2 separate regions of the Homo sapiens genome follow, and region 2 is linked to region 1. The links are chromatin loops, found by intact Hi-C in ENCODE. Cell type or tissue: heart right ventricle. All regions are shown on one strand. Links, peaks and the distances in the headings refer to the core of each region. The heading gives the core; the rest is flanking DNA. Region 1 overlaps HIPK2 (homeodomain interacting protein kinase 2). Region 2 overlaps TBXAS1 (thromboxane A synthase 1).

Evidence for each region. Hi-C counts contacts between places; a loop is a spot of excess contacts. Peaks named below come from ENCODE experiments on the same cell type or tissue, not always from the same donor. Only the 100,000 strongest peaks of a DNase experiment are listed, where the experiment ranks them.
Region 2: it touches region 1 in a loop (6-fold over the local background); 1 of 110 quality-filtered maps calls a loop at or near these places.

The regions. Positions count from the first base shown.
Region 1 is chr7:139,702,704-139,712,850 of GRCh38, forward strand. All of the region lies in intron 2 of HIPK2 (homeodomain interacting protein kinase 2), which reads right to left. Among named protein-coding and RNA genes, the nearest start is that of HIPK2, 70 kb to the right of the region's middle. RefSeq lists an enhancer at 9,172-9,998. In heart right ventricle, for the core only: no CTCF peak of the experiment used is centred there; no DNase peak of the experiment used is centred there; H3K27ac peaks cover 2,918 bases.
Region 2 is chr7:139,922,952-139,933,098 of GRCh38, forward strand. All of the region lies in intron 4 of TBXAS1 (thromboxane A synthase 1), which reads left to right. Among named protein-coding and RNA genes, the nearest start is that of TBXAS1, 99 kb to the left of the region's middle. In heart right ventricle, for the core only: no CTCF peak of the experiment used is centred there; no DNase peak of the experiment used is centred there.

The DNA of each region.
Region 1 (10,147 bases), core at 2,970-6,969:
AGAAGCAAGGGGAGGACTCCTGGGCACACAGAGGACCCCTGGGCACACGGAGGCTGGATCAACAACCCCACTCAGCCTTCATCTTCTCTCTGGACTTGCAAAGTCCTGCTATTTCAGCCATAATAGTTTGTCACTTCTCTGTTTCTAGTGGTCAGTCCTTAACTTTTGGAGGACAAGTTGATGAGCCACATACACAAAACAGCACATAAACTAAAGAAACTGCATGCTATCAATGCTTCCTCCATCAGCAGCTGTTTACGCCCCAGAGTTGTTTTCGTAGGTTCCCCTGTCCGGCCGTTTCCAGAAATGACTGGTTACCCTCCTGGCCATCCTGTGACAGGATGAACAAACATATCTTTTTTACCCAAACACAGCACAACAAAACAAAAACAGGAAGAAAAATTAGGCATGGTACGGCTTATGGGTTTAATATTATCAACAATTTCCCTAGAGGTCATTAGGGGTAAATAGATTTAAAATCATTTTGAAAATATTTTAAAAACGGAAAGTTCTATGAATTTTAGCCCATGTATAGATTTGTGTGACCACCACCACACTGAGAATACAGAACAGCCACATCATCCTAAAACCTCCCGCTGCTGCTCAGGGTGAATGTTTGACTTTCACAAGTGCGGACATCATCTGGCTCTCTTGGTGCCAGATCTATTTATATTCTGGGGGTTCGTACTTAGTGCATTTTATTTGCCAATGTAAGTTCTAATTTACAAAAAGAGGAGGACGAGAAATCCTTCATGGAGGTCAGAGGATGACAAAGAAGTGGCACCAACAGTTTGTCCCTCATGTTCTGGCCAAATAAATTTTATGGCAAACGTCCACATATATAAGGCTGTGACTGGGGATGACACTTCCCCAGTCATGAGAATTAGGACGAGGAAGGAGCTCTAAATACAGAGAACACCATGCACCAGTCTACCTGCTGCCACTGGATACACACACAGCAGCACATGTAACCAACACATACCACACCCAACACATACACCCCTCCACACCCACACTATATCCAACATACACACCCGACACACACCACACACACACACACCCACACACTACACCCAACACACACCACACACACACCCCACACCCCACACACTACACCCAACACATACACCTCCCCCACACCCACACTATACCCAACCTACACACCCAACACCACCACACACACACACACGCAACACATACTACACCCAACACATACAACCCCTCCACACCCACACTATATCCAACATACACACCCCCAACACACACCACACACACAACCACACCCAACACACACCACACCCAACATATACCCCCTCCACACCCACACTATATCCAACATACACACCCAACACACACACACCCAACACATGCACCCCCTCCACACCCGCTATACCCAACATACACACCCAACACACACCACACACACACCACACACACACACCATACCCAACACATACACCCCCTCCACACCCACACTATATCCAACATACACACCCAACACACACACCACACCCAACACACACTACACCCAACACATGCACCCCTCCACACCCACACTATACCCAACATACACACCCAACACACACCACACCCAACACATACACCCCCTCCACACCCACACTATACCCAACATACATACCCCACCACACACACTATACCCAACATACACACCCAACACACCACACACACCACACCCAACACATGCACCCCCTCCACACCCACACTATACCCAACATACACACCCCCAACACATACCACACACACACCCAACACATGCTACATGTGCCCACACTACACCCAACACACACACACACCCCAACACACCCCCACACCCCATACACACAGCAACATATACATACCCCATGTGAACACATACAAACCATACACATGCCTACCATACATAAACACACCCAACACACACCCCATACACACAGACGTGCTCTGTCTTCAGGGGAGTCTTAAACAGGCTCTTTGGCATCACTCCAGCCTTGGCTTTTTGACCCTAGTGATGTCAGTGGTGATACACGTGGCTGCAGGAGGTACCAGCAGGTGTCAAAGGCAGTTTAACCCCCAAGGCCTCCAGCGCCCCGTCCCACCACTCTCCTCGGAGGCCCCTGCACTCCACCGTCGGACTACAGGACTCTAGCGTTGCTCCTGGGCCAGAAGCAGCAGCCTGGAGGTGCAGCTCTCAAGTCAGGAAGTATACCCCCACCTTCCTCCCCAAGCAACCAAGATCTGTCCTCCTCCCTCTGGACTCAGGAAGAGGTGTCTCCTCTCTCCCCAAATGCTGGGCCCTGTCCCTTCCTGGTGCCAGAGGAAACCAACTAACCACACTCCCAACATCCAGGCCCTTGTTCCTTTGGGACCTAGTGAGTCTGATATACGATGCTGGGCCTCCAGGCGCCTGTAAGATGAAAAAGAAATGATTGGGAATACTGGGGATGCCCAGCTTACAAATCATGAATGATGACACCAGGCCAAGGAAAATGCATGCTGTCACAGAAGCATGGATCTGGGTGGGGAGGCTGGGGAAAGCATGGTGCTTATTCGTGACAGAGCTGCTGTGTGCCAGGCATGGCAGAGGGCGAGTTACACGCATGCGGCTATCTCATTCAGTCCCTACCAACCTCATCTTCTCTTAAAAGGGAAAACTACTACCAACTGCTAGTAGTTTCCCCCTTTTTTTTTTTTGAGACGGAGTCTCGCTATGTCGCCCAGGCTGGAGTGCAGTGGCGCAATCTCGGCTCACTGCAAGCTCCGCCTCCTGGGTTCATGCCATTCTCCTGCCTCAGCCTCCTGAGTAGCTGGGACTACAGGCACCCACCAACACGCCCAGCTGATTTTTTGGTATTTTTAGTAGAGACGGTGTTTCACCATGTTAGCCAGGATGGTCTGGATCTCCTGACCTCGTGATCCGCCCGCCTCGGCCTCCCAAAGTGCTGGGATTACAGGTGTGAGGAAGTTTTCTCTTTTAAGAAAAAAGAACAATAAGCCTCAGAAAGGTTTGGGAACCTGCCTGGAGTCACACAGCTGTAAAGTAGCAGATCTGGAATTCAAATCCAGCTCTGTCTGCCAGATGATAGTAATGATAATACAAATAATAACAAGGATGAAAAGATTAGTAAAAAAAAAAAAAAAAAAGAGCAGCTAACATTTCCTGAGTGCTCACTATGTGCCAGGCACGGGTTGAGCAGCTGACGATTGGCCTTACTCTCTCCAGGAAGGCTTTGTTCATGCAGCTCTTACGTACGAAGACAAAGTTACAAGGAACGTGAGCAGCATGTCCACAGAGCCTCAAAAACAGAAAAGCAGGTTGGAGGTTACGAGGCCCCGGGGATGATGCTGTCTTTCTATCCTCAAGGTGACTCAGCCAGGTCTTGCTGCATTTGGCCCCTTCTTTATGCTGGGGAAGTCGCTTCTCATTTTCTGCGAAGGTATAATGGGACAAGACAGATGTTGGCTGATTTCAGGGAACTGATCTGTTCGAAGCTGAATCAGCTGTCTGCAGGCCTTAAATATAAACTTCACACAGGTGGAAAGACGAGATGGGAATAAGTGTTTTTGGTGAGATGTGTACGTTCCCCAAGAGGCGGAAGCGGGCGGCCCCTGTGATTCAGGGTTCAGAGATGCTAGATGCTGTGGCCCAGGACTTAGGCAGCAGTGAAAGTTCCTGCATGAAAGATGACAAGAAACTGGGCATGCGAGGGTTTCCGGTGGGTGACGAGATGAGCTGAGCTACAAGGCATGGGATGCCGCTCATATCATTCATTAATGCATGCAGGCATTCGGTCATTCACTCATTCCACTGATGAGCCTTAGGAAATGGTGTCTGCAACATTTAATAAGCATTAAGGGAGAAAACATGGGACAGAGTAACTGAGCTCAACCTGCTTCTACTGTTTCTGGAGCTTGTATTTCAGCTTTCAGCCCCTCCCCTGCTCTGGAATTCTATCTCAGAGCCCAGCCTGGCTCCCGCCTGCTCACACGGGAGGTAGAGATCCCCAACTCCTCGCAAACGTTTAGAGCTCAACTGTGAATTCTTAGCTTGCATTCTCAGATTTGTCTATAAAGGCATTTTCCTTTTATTCTCTTTCCATTTACAAATGCCACACATGTGATTGGTGGGAAGGACAAAGAGTGACGTCCCAGCACACTGTGGGTCACACTTTCTCTGATTCGGCCACACTGTGGCCTCAGTCAGGTGCACCTTGCATCGCTTTGCTTTTCTGCTTCAGAGCCACCTCTGACCCTGCTCAAGCCCACTCAGTCCTGGCACAAGCTCTGCCCAAGCAAAGCCACAGGGGAGTTAACACCCTGGGGAGCCCTCAACCCCTGCGACCAGAGCCCCGCCTTTGGCCCTTCCCAGGCACACTCCTGGAGGCCTCGGGCAGGCTCCTCAGAGGTGGGACGGAGCCCTGAGTGTACAGCAGCCCAGAATCATGGGGCTTACTCCTCTCAGCATCACTCTCCCGATTCCCTTAGGCCTGTGATCATCTCCTAAACAGGCGATCTGCACCCAAGCCCTTGCTCTTGGGGAAATTCGAGACAGTTGCTTCTGTAACAGCACCATCTCAATCTGTCCCGGAACAAGGGCCACAAGCCCAATACCCGCAAAGCCCTGAGGCTCCATCCGGCACTGGCCGTGGGTTTGCTGGCTTCAATCACCCTCCGTAAGACCCCGCAGGGGAGATTGGTGAGCGAGAGAAGGGTGGCCCTGTCTGCACTGCTGCGACGCAGCGACCTGCTCTCACAGGGCGGCATCGAGGACTCAGAACATGCTAGTGGCCCTAAAAGCCAGGGGAACTGGCAAAATGATTCAAGGTGACAAACTCTGCCTTTTCAGTTTAATGAGAGATGTTCAAGCTGGGAGACCAGGGTGGGCCAGGACAGTGGGGGCTGGCTGTCTACTCGGGGACAGCCTCTTCCATCGCAGACTGGGGACAGATACTGCAGAGCCGAGGGCACTCCTACTCACGTCCTGAAACCTCAGCACAACACAGTGTATGGCACATCTTCGGAATTCAAAAAATTACCTGTTGGATGCATACATGAGAGTTACAGCTCCAAACCCAGCTGTGGCTACAGGGAGAGTTCAGCAGCTCCTTGGCAGTGAGTGCGCTATCCATCGTAAGTCATGCAGGAAGGAAGGCACGTTCATGTCTCCTCTGCTGTTCACCTTTCTATTCCCACCCAGTCCAGGCGTTCCCCTCCTAACCACCCACTGCTTGCCAGTTCACCAACCCACATGACCCCTCCTATGGTACCCCCCAATTATTCTGGATCTCTTCTGTTGCCACCCCTGGGGCATAAAGGGTCTGACCACAAGGAATCTGACAAACGGGCCCTGCAGAAGGGCTCTCAACCACTTGGGAGACAGACGGACAGCTCAATGCCAGGCTGTCATGCCGGCCGCACCCTCTCACCTCCACAGGGTCTACACTACACCCTGGTGGGCTGACACTCTGGAGCCCATGCCATCTAAGCAACAATTCTCAAAGGATAATAATAAAATAAATAAAGAGGGCAGGAGGAAACTTTCGGAGGTGATGGATATGCCTATGGCATAGGCTGTGGTGGTTTCATGGGTATATACTCAGCCCCGAACCCATCAAGTCATGGATATTAAGTATGTACAGCTTTCTGTAAGTAAATCATACCTCAATAAACTGTGTGTGTGTTTTTAAGAATTAGCTGCAGAGCTTGTCCAAATGCATGTCACCTGGCCCCCCACCCCCAGAGGGCCTGCTCATTAGGTTTGTTTCGGCAAGTACCCTGGGTGATGATGGGGCAGGAGGGTCCTTAGATCCCACTTGGAAAATGACTGGTCTCTACCTTGAGCCCAAGAGTAGTTCTGGCCCTACTGTTCTCAGGTTAGAGACATGTATTTGGCAGCTCTGTGGCAAGGCAGAAAACTGGGCCAAGTTTCCAGGGCGTGAACACTGCGTCTGCACCTGGGCCCTCTGTCTCTGGGGACACTGGGGTATTTTCATGTCTTTAAGTGTGTGCGTGTGCCCTTGCATGTCCAAGCATGCTTGCTGCGTGTGCCTTGTGTCTTTCACCACATGGTGGGCGTGTGTGCATTATCAGTAGCTCTGTATGGAGGGCTGAGTGTCAGCTTCTTGGTCACCATGGTTCTCATAAGCACACCTGTGCCTGCATGTCACACATGGGCTTAAACTGTGTCGCCTGAGTCTGTGTGTGTGCATGTGTGTGTGTGCACCTGTGTGTGTGTGAAGAGGGGACTGCAGTACCAGGGCAGTATACACAGAGCATTCCAGTTCAGTTATTTCATACTTATAATTAAATAATAATACTTATTAAGAGAAATTTTAATTGCAAAGTATTTTACCATACAGCTGAAGGTCCCAGAGATGAATAAGGGAAACTTGAAGATAACCTAACAGCCTACATAACTTATTGATTACTTCTCTTCAAAAGAGAAGCTGCAACCCGAAACGCATACATGTACGTATTTATAACAGTCTCCCTGGGCAAATGAAGTTGTCGGTGGGTTGAACAGTTCACTTCATATCTTCAAGTGCAAACTAGAACCTTCTCCTGTTGTTTCTATTAGTAAAAGACAAATTAATTTTAAAAGTTCATGCCTGCGATGCACTTGCTTTCAGAGACCCTCTTTTCAATCAAACCTAACTTCTAGTCACTCACTTTCTATATGCTGTAATCTGCACAAGCTATGCAATTTTTGAAATGACTTATATTTATGGCTTTATAAAGCTATGCCCCTTTTTGAAATGATTGATATTTCCAGCCCAGAGCATGGCATTTTAGAATATGCTCTGTTCTCTGTTGATCAGGGGATCATGGAGGGTTCCCAGTTTCAGCTAATGAGGCCAAGGTCAACCCACAGGAGAGAAAACTGCTCCCTGGCCACAGACTGAACCACCAATTCTGGCCAACCGCCTCATAAACACAGGCCCAGGTCATAATGGGATCCAGATGGAGGAGTGTGGACAGTCACAGCTGACATTCTACTGACCGTGACTCAATGGAACACAGCTTGGGGCAGGGCTAGGACTGGTGCTAAGGTCTCTGGTTTCTCCTTTCAGAGCCTATTTCTTTATAGCAGTGGTGGGATTTGAAACTAGGCTCTGAAAGACTGGAGCTTCAGAACTGAGCCTTAGAGACAGCAAGGTCATTAAACAAAAGAAAGCAAAATAAACAAAAAGCTATTCCCTCTAAGTCAATTCTGCAATCAAAGCATCGGAAAAGTTAAATGCACTAACAATGTCCACATTCATACTATCGGGGGGTAGAACCCCCCATTATAATCTAGGGCCTCATCCCTTCATTCCTGAGTAACAACAGTTGTCTCCTAGCCTCTGGCTCTCAAAACATCCCCACAACTTTTTTTTTTCTTTGCCATTCCAATTGATTTATACCATCATTAATTTTCATTAAACTTCTCCTTTGTTCCAGAATTTACAATGGCTCCCAGCTCTGGCACTTTGGCTCAACCCAAGCCCCTCAAGCCTGTATTCAAAACTCTCTATTGTCAGGCTTCACTCACCGGATTATTATTTTCCAGTACAGGCCTTCGACTCCCGCCAGGTGTCACTGTCTAAGGAGTCACCATCATTTCTCCCATCTTCCCTTATTTATTCCAGTCTCCATGACCCCTAGACTTCCCCATCCCTATCTCATGTTAACTTCCCTGTTAACCCATCTGGCAAAATCTTTCACTGACTTTTAATTTCTTGAACTGGCTTTGCTCATCATTGTTTCCCTAGAGTCTGGCAGAAGGTAGGTTCACAATAAATCTCTGTTGAATGACCAAACATTTAAAATATTGAAGCATCAGAATGACAGTCTTGGCAGTTGGTTTGTGTTTTCCATCTCCTCAAAGAGACTGTGAACTCTGCAAGATTAGGGATCATGCCTTACCCTCTGCACTCTGGAGCACATATCTACTACGGGACACTCAGTAATGAATGTTTGATGAATTGAACTGAAAATTAATCTCCACCCTGATATGGTTTGGATCTGTGTCCCTACCCAAATCTCATGTTGAATTGTGATCTCCAACGTTGGAGGAGGGGCCTGGTGAAAGATGACTGAGTCATGGGGGCACACTTCCCCCTTGCTGTTCTTGTGATTGTGAGTTCTCACGAGATTTGGTTGTTTAAAAGCATGTAGCACCTACCCCACCTCTCTCTTTCTCCTTCTCCAGCCATATAAGATGTGCCTGCTTCCCCTTCACCTTCCTCCATGATTGTAAGTTTCCTGAGGCCTCCCAGCCATGCTTCCTATACACCCCGCAGAACTGTGAGTCAATTAAACCTTTTTTTTTTTAATAAATTACCCAGTCATAGGTAGCTCTTTATGGCAATGCAAGAATGGAATAATACACACCCCCACCTAAAACCACCATGAAATCAACTTGAAGACAGTCTTTGCACCCCAAAGAATCAGACAAAAAAAAAAGGCTGGGCGTGGTGGCTCACGCCTGTAATCCCAGCACTTTGGGAGGCCAAGGCAGGCGGATCACAAGGTCAGGAGATTGAGATCATCCTGGCTAATACAGTGAAACCCCATCTCTACTAAAAATACAAAAAAATTAGCCAGGCGTGGTCATGGGCGCCTGTAGTCCCAGCTACTCAGGAGGCTGAAGCAGAAGAATGGGGTGAACCTGGGAGGCGGAGTTTGCAGTGAGTCGAGATCGCACCACTGCACTCCAGTCTGGGAGACAGAGCAAGACTCCGTCTCAAAAAAAAAAGGTTAGATTATTCTGAAAAAGTGGATTATTTGCTATTTTTCATGTCCTAATTTTTTATGTTCAATTTTTGGGTCCTGGTAACAGTCCTACGTGTTTCAAAAAACTCTAGACAAGAATATTTTGAATAATCCAGAGTAGAAACCAAAAAAAATCTATATATTTTAATCACTGATTACCCTTTGCCTGAATGGCATGTCTTTTTGTTTGTGTTTTTTTCTGAGAGTGGAGTTTAACATTTGGTCTTATTTGTAGTTTACTGGTTCTGCTGATAATGGAAATACCCCAGTACCAATTTATTGCTTGCTCAAAAAAAAAACAAAAAAACTAAAAACAAACAAAATGAACTGGCATCAATGTAGAATTAAATAACAAAAGGGCAGGGGCGCCCAAGGTGAAGTAATACAAGCAAGGATTACCTGCAACTCTGTTCTTTTGGGTGTCAACACCTGAAAGGTGACACCATTAAGAAAATCCCTCTGTCCTTCAGAATAGTGTTTCTCAAAGACTGGTCCTAAGACCCCCTGCCTGGCTCACCTCCAGTTCTCTGAGGCAAGTCTCTGTGGTGGTGGGTGTGGACTTTCTCCCAGGGTACTCCCAGGGAGACTCTGTTCCCAGCAACCTCTCCAGGAGATTCCTGTGCACAGTAAAGCCTGAGAACCTGGGCAGCTGACAGTTAATGACATAACTGACCTTCGAATTGGAAGGGAATACCCCTGCTTCAGACTCGAGAAAAAAACTTAAAAAGCAGCCTTTGTTTCCTGAAAAACACACCAGTGGGCTTGCCTCACAGAATACCAACAGCCACTGTGGCCAGGCACATGCCTGAGAGCTGGGGAAAACAGTTGGCTCCGGGGACACCACCTCCTTTTCCAAGTCCCCAAGGCGAGGATAACATATCCTTGTCTCACACCGTTTCTGTGTCACTAGGTGGGGACAATGGTGGGATGAGACACTTAGCCCAGTCCCATGCAAAATGACAGAGGGACACATAAGTACTCTACCTTTTGAAAGTCAGATGTCCTGGGACGATAATGTGCCCAGCTCAGATACAGGGGGCCGAGGGGAGAAAGTCCCCACCCACCACCTGCAGGACAAAGGCCAACCTGCTGGGAGGCTGGATGCACAGCATGCAATGACTCCTCCAGCCCAGGCGGCTCAAACACACAGCCATTCCCTCACGATGCAGATGCAGCTGAAAGCATCTGAAAGCGTCTTCTTTCTGGGACATGGGCCTTAACGATGGACAATTAAAGAGCTTTTCTTGCCCCCTTTCTTTCCTATAAGAGGCAAAGCCACCAGGAAAATCAACTTGATAAACATGGCCTAGAGCTGGCTGTCCCACACAGCTGGGACGAAAAGAGACAGAGCACTAGAGACTGTCCTCGAAAAATCGGATCGATCTATATGGTGGCA
Region 2 (10,147 bases), core at 2,607-6,606, 220 kb after region 1:
CATTTCATTGGTCTTTTTGTTTATCCTTGCACCAATATCACACTCTCTTAAATAGCATAGCTTTATCATTGATCTTGAAAGATGGCAGTGTGGCCAGGCACGGTGGCTAACGCCTATAATTTTGGGAAGGCCAAGGTGGGGGAATTGTTTGAGGCCAGGAGTTTGAGACCAGCCTGGGTAACAAACCAAGACCCAGTCTCTACTAAACAAATATATATATATATAATTAGCCAGGCATGGTGGCGCATGCCTGTAGTCCCAGCTACTCAGAAGGCTGAGGTAAGAAAATTGCTTAAGCCCAGGAGGCGTAGGTTGTAGTGAGCCATGATTCTGCCACTGCACTTCAGCTTGAGCAACAGAGCGAGACCCTGTCCGAGAGAGAGAGAGAGACGCAAGAGAGAGAAACAGAGAGAGATGGCGGTATAAATTCTCGTGGTTATTCTAGTTCTTTTGGTTCCATATATCTGTTTACAGGAATCAGCTTGTCAATTTTTAAAATGTTTAATTTTTGTGAGTATATAGTAGGTGTATACATTTATGGGGTATATGAAATATTTTGATACATGCATGTATCATGCATGCATGATACATGCATGCAATGTATAATAATCACATCAGGGTAAATGGGGAATCCACCATCTCAAGCATTTTTCCTTTCTTTGTGTTACAAACAATCCAATTATAATCATTTATTTTTTTGCCCTGTCTTATGGTGCTGATCTTTCGGTTATTTTAAAACCTGCAATTAAATTATTATTGACTATAGTCACCAAATACTAGGTCTTATTCACTTTTTCTATTTTTTTCCACCCATTAACCATCCCCACCTCCCTCGACACTCTTTCACTACTCTTCCCAGCCTCTGGTAACCATCATTCTACTATCTCCATGAGTTCAATTGTTTTACTTTTTAGCTCCTACAAATAAGTGAGAACATGCCAATTTTGTCCTTCTGTGCCTGGCTTATTTCGTTTAACAAAATGACCTCCAGCTCTATCCATGTTGTTGCAAATGGCAGGCTTTTATTCTTTTTTATGGCTGAATTGTACTCCCATTGTATATATGTACCACGTTTTCTTTATGCAGTTGTCTGTTAATGGACACTTAGGTGCTTCCAAATTTGGCTCTTGTGAATAGTGCTGCAATAAACATGGGTGTGCAGATATCTCTTTGATATACTGATTTCCTTTCTTTGGGGTATATACCTAGCAGTGGGATTACTGGATCATATGGTAGCTCTATTTTTAGTTTTTTTAGTTTTTTGAGGCGCCTCCAAACTGTTCTCCATAGTGATTGTCCTAATTTACATTTGCACCAACAGTGTATGTGGGTTCCCTTTTCTCCACATCCTTGGCAGCTTGTGTTATTGCCTGTCTTTTGGATATAAGCCATTTTAAATGGGGTGAGATGATATCTCATTGTAGTTTTGATTTGCATTTCTCTGATGACCAGTGATGTTGAGTACCTTTTCATATGCCTGTTTGCCATTTGTATGTCTTTTTTTTTTAAACTGTCGATTCACATCTTTTGCATGTTTTTTTAATAGGATTATTAGGTTTTTTTCCTGCAGAGTTGTTTGAGCTCCTTACATATTCTGGTTATTATTCCCTTGCCAGATGGGTAGTTTGCAAATACTTCCTCCCAGTCTGTGGCTTGTCTCTTCACTTTGCTGATTGTTTCCTTTGCTGTGCAGAAGTTTTTTAACTTGATGCAATCTCAATCGTCCATTTTTGCGTTGGTTGCCTGTGCTTGTGGGGTATTACTCAAGAAATCTTTGCCCAGTTCAATGTCCTAGATATTTTCTCAAGTGTTTTCTTTTAGTAATTTCATAGTTTGAGGACTCAGATTTAAGTCTTTAATCCATTTTGATTCAATTTTTGTATATGGTGAGAGATAGGGGTCTAGTTTCATCATTCTTCATATGGATATCCACTTTTTCCAGCACCATTTATTGAAGAGACTGTCCTTTTCTCAATATTTCTTCTTGGCACCTTTGTGAAAATGAGTTCACTGTAGATGTATAGATTTGTTTGTGGGTTTTCTCTTCTATTCCATTGGTCTATGTGTCTGGTTTTATGCTAGAGCCATGCTATTTTAGTTACTATAGCTCTGTCATATAATTAGAAGTCAAGGATTGTGATTCCTCCAGTTTTGTTCATTTTGCTCAGGATGGCTTTGGCTATTTTGGGTCTTTTGTGTTTCCATACATATTTTAGGATTGTTTTTTCTATTTCTGTGAGGAATGTCACATAGAGATTGCATTGAATCTGTAGATTGTTTTAGGTAATATGGACATTTTAACAATATTGATTCTTCCAATTCATGAGTATGGAATATCTTTCCATTTTTTTTGTATCTTCAATTTCTTGTATCAGTGTTTTACAGTCTTCATTGTAGAGATCTTTTACTTCTTCAGTAAAGTTAATTCCTAAGTATTTCATTTTATTTGTGGCTATTGTAAATGGGATTGCTTTCTTGGCTTCTTTTTCAGATTGTTCACTGTTGGCATATAGAAATGCTACTGATTTTTGTATGTTGACTTTATACCCTGCAACTTTACTGAATTCATTTATGAGATCTAATAGCTTTTCGGTGGAGTCTTTAGGTTTTTCTAAATGTAAGATCATATCATCTGCAAACAAAGATAATTTGACTTCTTCCTTTCTAATTTGGATACGTTTATTTCATTCTCTTGACTGATTACTCTAGCCAGGACTTCCAGTACTATGTTGAATAACAGTGGTGAAAGTGGGCATCCTTGTCATGTTCCAGATCTTGGAGGAAAGGTTTTCAGTTTTTCCCCATTCAGTATGATACTAGCTGTGGGTCTGTTGTAAATGGCTTTTATGTTGATTGATGTTCCTTCTATGCCTTTTAGGATTTTTATTATGAAGGGACGTTGAATTTTATCAAATGCTTTTTTAGCATCAATTGAAATGATTATGTGGTTTTTGTCCTTCATTCCATTGATATGATGTATCACATTGATTGATTTGTATATGTTGAGCCATGCTTGCATCCCAGTGATAAATCCCACTTGGTCATGATTGATCTTTTTAATGTATTGTTGAACTCAGTTTGCTAGTATTTTGTTAACGATTTTTGCATCAGTGTTCTTCAGGGATATTGGCCTGTAGATTTTTTGTTTGTTTTGTTTTGTTTTGTTTGATGTGACTTTGTCTGGTTTTGGTATTAGGGTATGCTGGCCTCCTGGAGTGACTTTGGAAGCATTCCCTTCTCCTCTCTTTTTTGGAATAGTTTGAGTAGAATTGGTATTAATTCTTCTTTAAATGTTTGATAAAATTCAGCAGTGAAGCCATGGTGTCCTGGGCTTTTCTTTGCTGGGAGACTTTTTATTACGGCTTTGATTTCATTACTTGTTATTGATCTGTTCAGGCTTTGGATTAGTGATTCAATCTTGACAGGTTGTATGTGTCTAGGAATTTATTTCTTCTAGATTTTCCAATTTATTGGCATACAGTTGCCCATAGTAGCTGCTAATGATCCTTTGAGTATCAGTTATAACATCTCTTTTTTCATCTCTGATTTTATTTACTTGAGCCTTCTTTCTTTTTTTCTTAGTCTGGCTAAAGGTTTGTCAATTTTGTTTATCTTTTCAAAAAACCAACTTTTTATTTTGTCGATCTTTTGTATTGTTTCCTTCATTTCAATTTCATTTATTTCTGCTGTGATCTTTATTCTTTTTTTTTCTACTAACTTTGGCTTTAGCTCCTGCTTTTTTAGTTCTCTAAGATGTATCATTAGGTTGTTTATTTGAATTTTTTCTACTTTTTTGCTGTAGGCACTTATAACTATAAATTTTCTTCCTAGTACTGCTTTTGCCATATCCCATTAGTTTTGGTACATTGTGTTTCCATTATAATTTGTTTCCAGAAATTTTTCAATTTCCCTCTTAATCTCTTCATTGGCACAATGGTCATTCAGGAGCATTGTTTAATTTCCAATTAAACAATTGGAAATTGTATAGTTTCCAAAATTCCTCTTCTTATTGATTTCTAGGGTTTCTTTTTTTTGTTTTTTGTTTGTTTGTTTTTTGTTTCTTGAGACAGTCTCACTCTGTCACCCAGACTGGAGTGCAGTGGCATGATCTCAGCTCACTGCAACCTCCACCTCTTGGGTTCAAGCAATTCTCATGCCTCAACCACCCAAGTAGCTGGGATTACAGGCGTGCACCACCACGCCCGGCTATTTTTTTTTTTTTTTTCCGTACAGACAGGATTTCACCATGTTAGCCAGGCTGGTCTCAAACTCCTGGCCTCAAGTGCTCTGCCTGCCTCAGCCAAAGTCCTGGGATTACAGGCATGAAAATAGACACACTTTTGTGTATCTATTGTATGTTTTTAGATTTGAAGTTATCATATCTTGCAAATAATCTTGTAAACCATTATTTTAAACTGACAACTTAACACTGATTGCATAAACAAACAAAAATAAAACTAATAAAAACTCTACGCTTTAACATAATCTTCCCACTTTTTAACTTTTTCTTGTTTATATCTTATTGTACTGTCTATATCTTGAAAAGTTGTTGTAGTTATTATTTTCAATTGGTTAATCTTTTCATCTTTCTACTTAAGATATGAGTAGTTTACATAACACAACTACAGTACTATAATAATCTTGCTAAGTTTTGAAGAATTGACATCATGACAATGTTGAATTTTCCAAACTATGAATGTGGAACCTCTATATATTTAGGTATTTTAAATTTATCTTAGCAATATTTTGTAGTTCCAGACTACAGGTCTTTTGTACATCTTTAGTCAAATGTTTTTGTAGGTATTTAATAGTTTTACTGTTATTGTAAGTTATATTTTTAAAATTTCATTTTTCAGTAGTTTGTTGCCCATGTGTAGAAATAAATTTTTGTATATTAAATTTGTATCCAACAATATTTTTAAGCTCAATATTGAATCTAGAAGTTTATTTATAGAGATTTCTCAAATTTTCTATGTTAGACAATCATGCCATCTACAAATAAATAGAGTTTTACTTCTTCCATTCCAATTTTTACAAATTTTATTTATTTTTCTTGCCTTATTGACCTCTCTATGATGTCAAATAGAAGTGTAATAGTGGACATAGTTGTCTTGTTTCCAGCCTCAGAAAGTGTTAACTATTTCACTGTTTAATATAATGTTAACTGCAGGTGTTTTTGTAAATGTCATTTTTAGGTGAAGGAAGTCTCCTTATATTGATAGTTCACTGAAAGTTGTTATTATGAATGGGTGTCAGTTTTTATCAATTTTCTTCTGCATCTCTTGAGATTGTATATGTTTTTCTGTTTTATTCTGTTAATGCAACAAGTTACATTGATTTTCAAAGTTGCATTCTTGGAATAAGTCCCACTTGGTCTTAATGAATTATTCTTGTAATTTATCACTGAGCTATATTACCTAATATTTTGTTTACGACTTTTGTGTCTATGTTCACGAGTGACATTGGCTTATAATTTTTCTTTCTTGTAAGTCTTTATCTGGTTTGGGGCTCAGTTTATGCTGGCTCATGAGATGATCCAGATTAATGTTAAATCGTGACTCTGTGCACATTAACTATTCTCAGCTGTGATTTCTGCAAATCAGTAGTTCATTATGAAAATAACAAATAAAATGTTCGATTCGACTGGGATAAGTGTAGAAATCTGTGGGTCTCTATTTGATTCCAGATTAATAGAGTTTTATTTGTCTTTGGTGTTCTGACAGCCATGAAACCACCAACCCGTTGCTTCTCCTCTTTCCCCATAAGAATGTCCTTGGAAATCACAAAATGTTTTGTTTCCCACATCTATAGATCTGTCCCTATGTGGGGGAAAGAAAAGAATGAGTAAACATTACTTCTCAGTGAACTTGTTCCTAAGGATCACTTTTTTAAAAAATCTTTTTTAAATGGGAGTAAGCTGTTATCTGCACAAAGCCCTTGGGGTGAAGTCCAGTCAACAGGGCTTCCCTTAGGAGATGTTCTCTAAACTGTGTTCATGAAAGTGAATAAGAGTTAGCAGGCAAAGGAGAAAGGGGGTTGGAGAGGGATCTAGAGTTTCAGAGAAAGAGAAAAACAGCTCACGAGAAGGACCACACCCTAGAGAGATGACATGGTCAAGGGTCTAACGGAATAATGCGACATCATCTCAACACTATGTGCCAAGGACTGTCCTGAAAGCTGTGTCATAAATAAAGTTTTGGTGCCGCAAAAGAAATAGCACTCAAATATAAAATTTTCTTTTTAATTCTCAGCAAGGCAAGTTACTTCTATAGAAGGGTGCGCCCTTACAGATGGAGCAATGGTGAGCGCACACTTGGACAAGGGAGGGGAAGGGGTTCTTATCCCTGACGCACGTGGCCCCTGCTGTTCTGTCGTTCCCCTATTGGCTGGGGTTAGACCACACAGGCTAAACTAATTCCGATTGGCTAATTTATGTGATGGAGTGATGGCTAATTTAGTGATGGAGTGGGTGGTTTCGTGGGAAAAATGGCTATGACAGAGCATGTAATAGGAATGAGTCAGGGTGGAGCAGGTGATTGGAATGAGTCAGGGTGGAGCAGGTAATCGAAAAAGGTTGCTTTATGAGGAAGTTAAGTTTAAAAGTAGAAGGCAAAAAATTGAACATACTGACATATTGATTCTTTGAAAAGAAATTTAGAACTCATATCTAACAGCTATAAATGTATTAACTGCATTCATCATTCCGACTGCTCAGTCCAAAACCCTTGGAGTCATCCTTGACTCCTGTCTTTCTCTCTCCCACCTCATATCCAATCCATCAGGAAATCCTGTTGGCTCTACCTTCAAAGCATGCCAGGCTGATCATTTCTCCCGGTATCTGTGTCCAGCTCCCTGGCCTGAGCCTCCACCCCCGCTCTCTCCTGGCCACTGTGCTTCCTCCTGACGGCGCTCCCTGCCTCCACTCTGGCTCCTCACAGTTGATTCTCAACACCAAACAGCGAGATTCTTTAAAACAGAAGTCAGCTCAAGATATGTCTCTGTTCAAAACTCTGCTATGACTACCTGTGTCTTGTGGAGTACAAATCCTACCAAGATTCTGGAGGCCCTCCACACACAGGCCCCCATGCCCTCTCTGGCCTGCCTCCATCCCTCCCCTCCAGCCGCGCCACATCCTTAAGGGTCCTCACGCACATGATGCCTTTGCTGTAATGGTTCCCATGCCCACCAAACCCCCAGCTCCTTCAAGGCTTTGCACTAATCTCACCTATGCAGGAGCCCAGTGCCAACTGACCAATTTAATAACACACCTCGCCCCATCCCACTGTACCGTCCAGTGTATTTCTCATGCTTATTGTCCACCTTCTCCCACTAGAATGCAAGCTCTGTGAGGACACGGAGCTTCATTTTGTTCACAGAGGTATCCTCAGCACCTAAATCATGGCCTAGCACATACCAGGCACTGAATAAATATTTGTGAAGTGAGTGAAGCCTCACAACTATCCTAAGAGGTCGGTAGCGTTATTATCCCCATTTTACAGATTGAGAAACTGTAGAGAGGTCAAACCAGAGAGGTCAGCTCTCAAAGTCACATGGAGCCAATATTTGAACCCAGGCATCTGACTCTAGAGGCAATGTTCTTAACCACTGCATTATCCTGGCAAGCCCAAAGTAGCAAATGCAACCCGAGCTTCCAGAAGGCCCTGTGACTTCAGACTATATAAGGGATTGGGAAGTTAAGGCACTCCTTCAGGCTTTGTGTTCAGAAAGGGGTGGGGAACTGGCCAGCACATACCAGGCCTCATAAAACAAGTTAGGGAGTTTGCACCAGGATAGGGCTAGATTTGTCTTTAGAAAGATCCCACTGACTACAGGGTGGAGTACGGATGGGTGTGACAAGGCTGCGGGCAGGGAAATCAGTTAGGGGCTGAGATAATGGTGACCTCAGCCAGGGTGGCAGCTGTGGGGATGGAAAGAGTTGGCCAAAGAGAGATTTAATAATTGTGACTGACAGGATTGTAGTTGAGAGAGAGAGAACAACTCCTAGGTTTGGGGTTTGGGTTAGTTTTGGTTTTTCAAGCTTTTTTGACTATGATCTACAGTAAGAAACACATTCACATTTTGATACAGAATACACACACACACATACACACATACACACGCATACATGTACATACACACATACACACACATGCATACACACACACACATATCTTGAACAAGTTCAATAACCACAGAATACTTTCCCTGACGTTAAATGCTCCTCTGTGTTTCCTAATCTTGTCTATCTCTTGTCTCTTTCTCTCCTTTTTTTAAATGCTGGTTGCCACTCATGACATTGATTTCATGACTGATCATGGCTTGCAGTCTGGAAGCCCTTGACCAGAGAGTGATTGGAGGCTTGGGACACAGCTAGGCTGACAGACAGGAGCCTCGAAAGCTGTGTCCCTGGACCTCCTTTCTGCAGAGTCCCCTTCCTGCATGACATACACAGTCTGGCTCCCATCACACTTACCAGTCTCGTTACTCATTGAATTAGTCCATTTTCACACTGCTGATAAAGACATACCTGAGACTGGCAATTTACAAAAGAAAGGGGTAATGGACTCACAGTTCCACGTGGCTGGGGAGGCCTACCAAACATGGCAGAAGGTGAAAGGCACGCCTCACATGGCAGCAGACAAGAGAAGAGGACCTGTGCAGGGAAACTCCCCTTTATAAAACCATCAGATCTTGTAAGACTTATTCACTACCACGAGAACAACATAGGAAAGACGTGACCCCACGATTCAATTTCCTCCCACCAGGTCCCTCCCACCACACGTGGGAATTGTGGGAGCTACAATTCAAGATGAGATGTGGGTGGGGACACAACCAAACCATATCACTCATTCCTTTGGGGAAAATCCTTTGTCTCTTTCAAGGCATCTCTCAGTAAGTCTCATCAATGAATATATGTGGACAAGCAGGAGGTGTGGAGGGGTCATGGAAGCTATTGTTTAATAGGCACAGAGTTTCACTTTTGTAAGATGCGAAAAGTTCTGTGGAGGAATGCTGGTGATAGTAGCACAACCATGTGAGTGTACTTAATACCACCAAACTGTACTCTTAAAAATTATTAAGATGGGGCACCTGTAGTCCCAGCTACTTGGGAGGCTGAGACAGGAGAATGGAGTGAACCCAGGAGGCGGAGCTTGCAGTGATCCAAGATCGCACCATTGCACTCCAGCCTGGGCAACAGAGCGAGACTCCATCTCAAAAAAAAAAAAAAAAAAAAGGTTAAGATGGTGGATTTTATGTTACATGTATTTTGCCACAATTTTTTAAATCAATGTGTAGGCAAACTAATAGAAAAAAGAGTGTCTGGAGTGGCTTTCCAGACATGAAGTCTCAGGGTTGAAAGAGTCCTTGGAAGGCTTTTAGACCAAACCCCTCTGCATGCTCAAGCCTTGGGTACAGGATTTCTAAGAAGTGGAACAGTCTCCAGGGGTGTGGAGCTCATCGCTCAAGGCAGGTTATCTTATCTGAATAATTTTGTCTGTTGACTATTGGGATAGTTCTCCTTCAGATGAGCTGAAATTTTCTCCATAGCTTCCTCTATTAAACCCAATTCCACTTCTCAGGGTCACAAAAAAAAAAACAAAACCTAAATTCCCTCTCCCATGCAGTATGTATTCAATAAATATTTATTAGGCATATGCCTAAGTACCACTGTCTGATCTTCCAAATCTTCTCTTTTCCAGTTAAAAATTCCAAATCTGACAACTATTTCTTAAATGACATGATTCAATGTCCCCTTACCATCTGACTGCTCTTTTGAAATCATCAATTTCCTCTTATTGTGGGACATCTATAAACAAAAAGAGGCCAGGCACAGTGGCTCATGCCTGTAATCCCAGCACTTTGGGAGACCAAGGTGGGAGGATCTCTTGAGGCTAGGAGTTCAAGACCAGCCTGGTCAACATAGTGAGACACCATCTCTACAAAAAAACTTCAAAATTAGCTGACATGGTGGCATGTACCTCTAGTCCCAGCTACTCAGGAGACTGAGAGGGTAGGATCGCTTGAGTCCAGAAGTTTGGGGTTCCAGTGAGCCACGATCACACCAATGCACTACCGCCTGGGTGACAGAGCAAGACCCTGTTTCAAAAAAAATAAATAAAATGTTTTCAGAAATAAAAACATTACA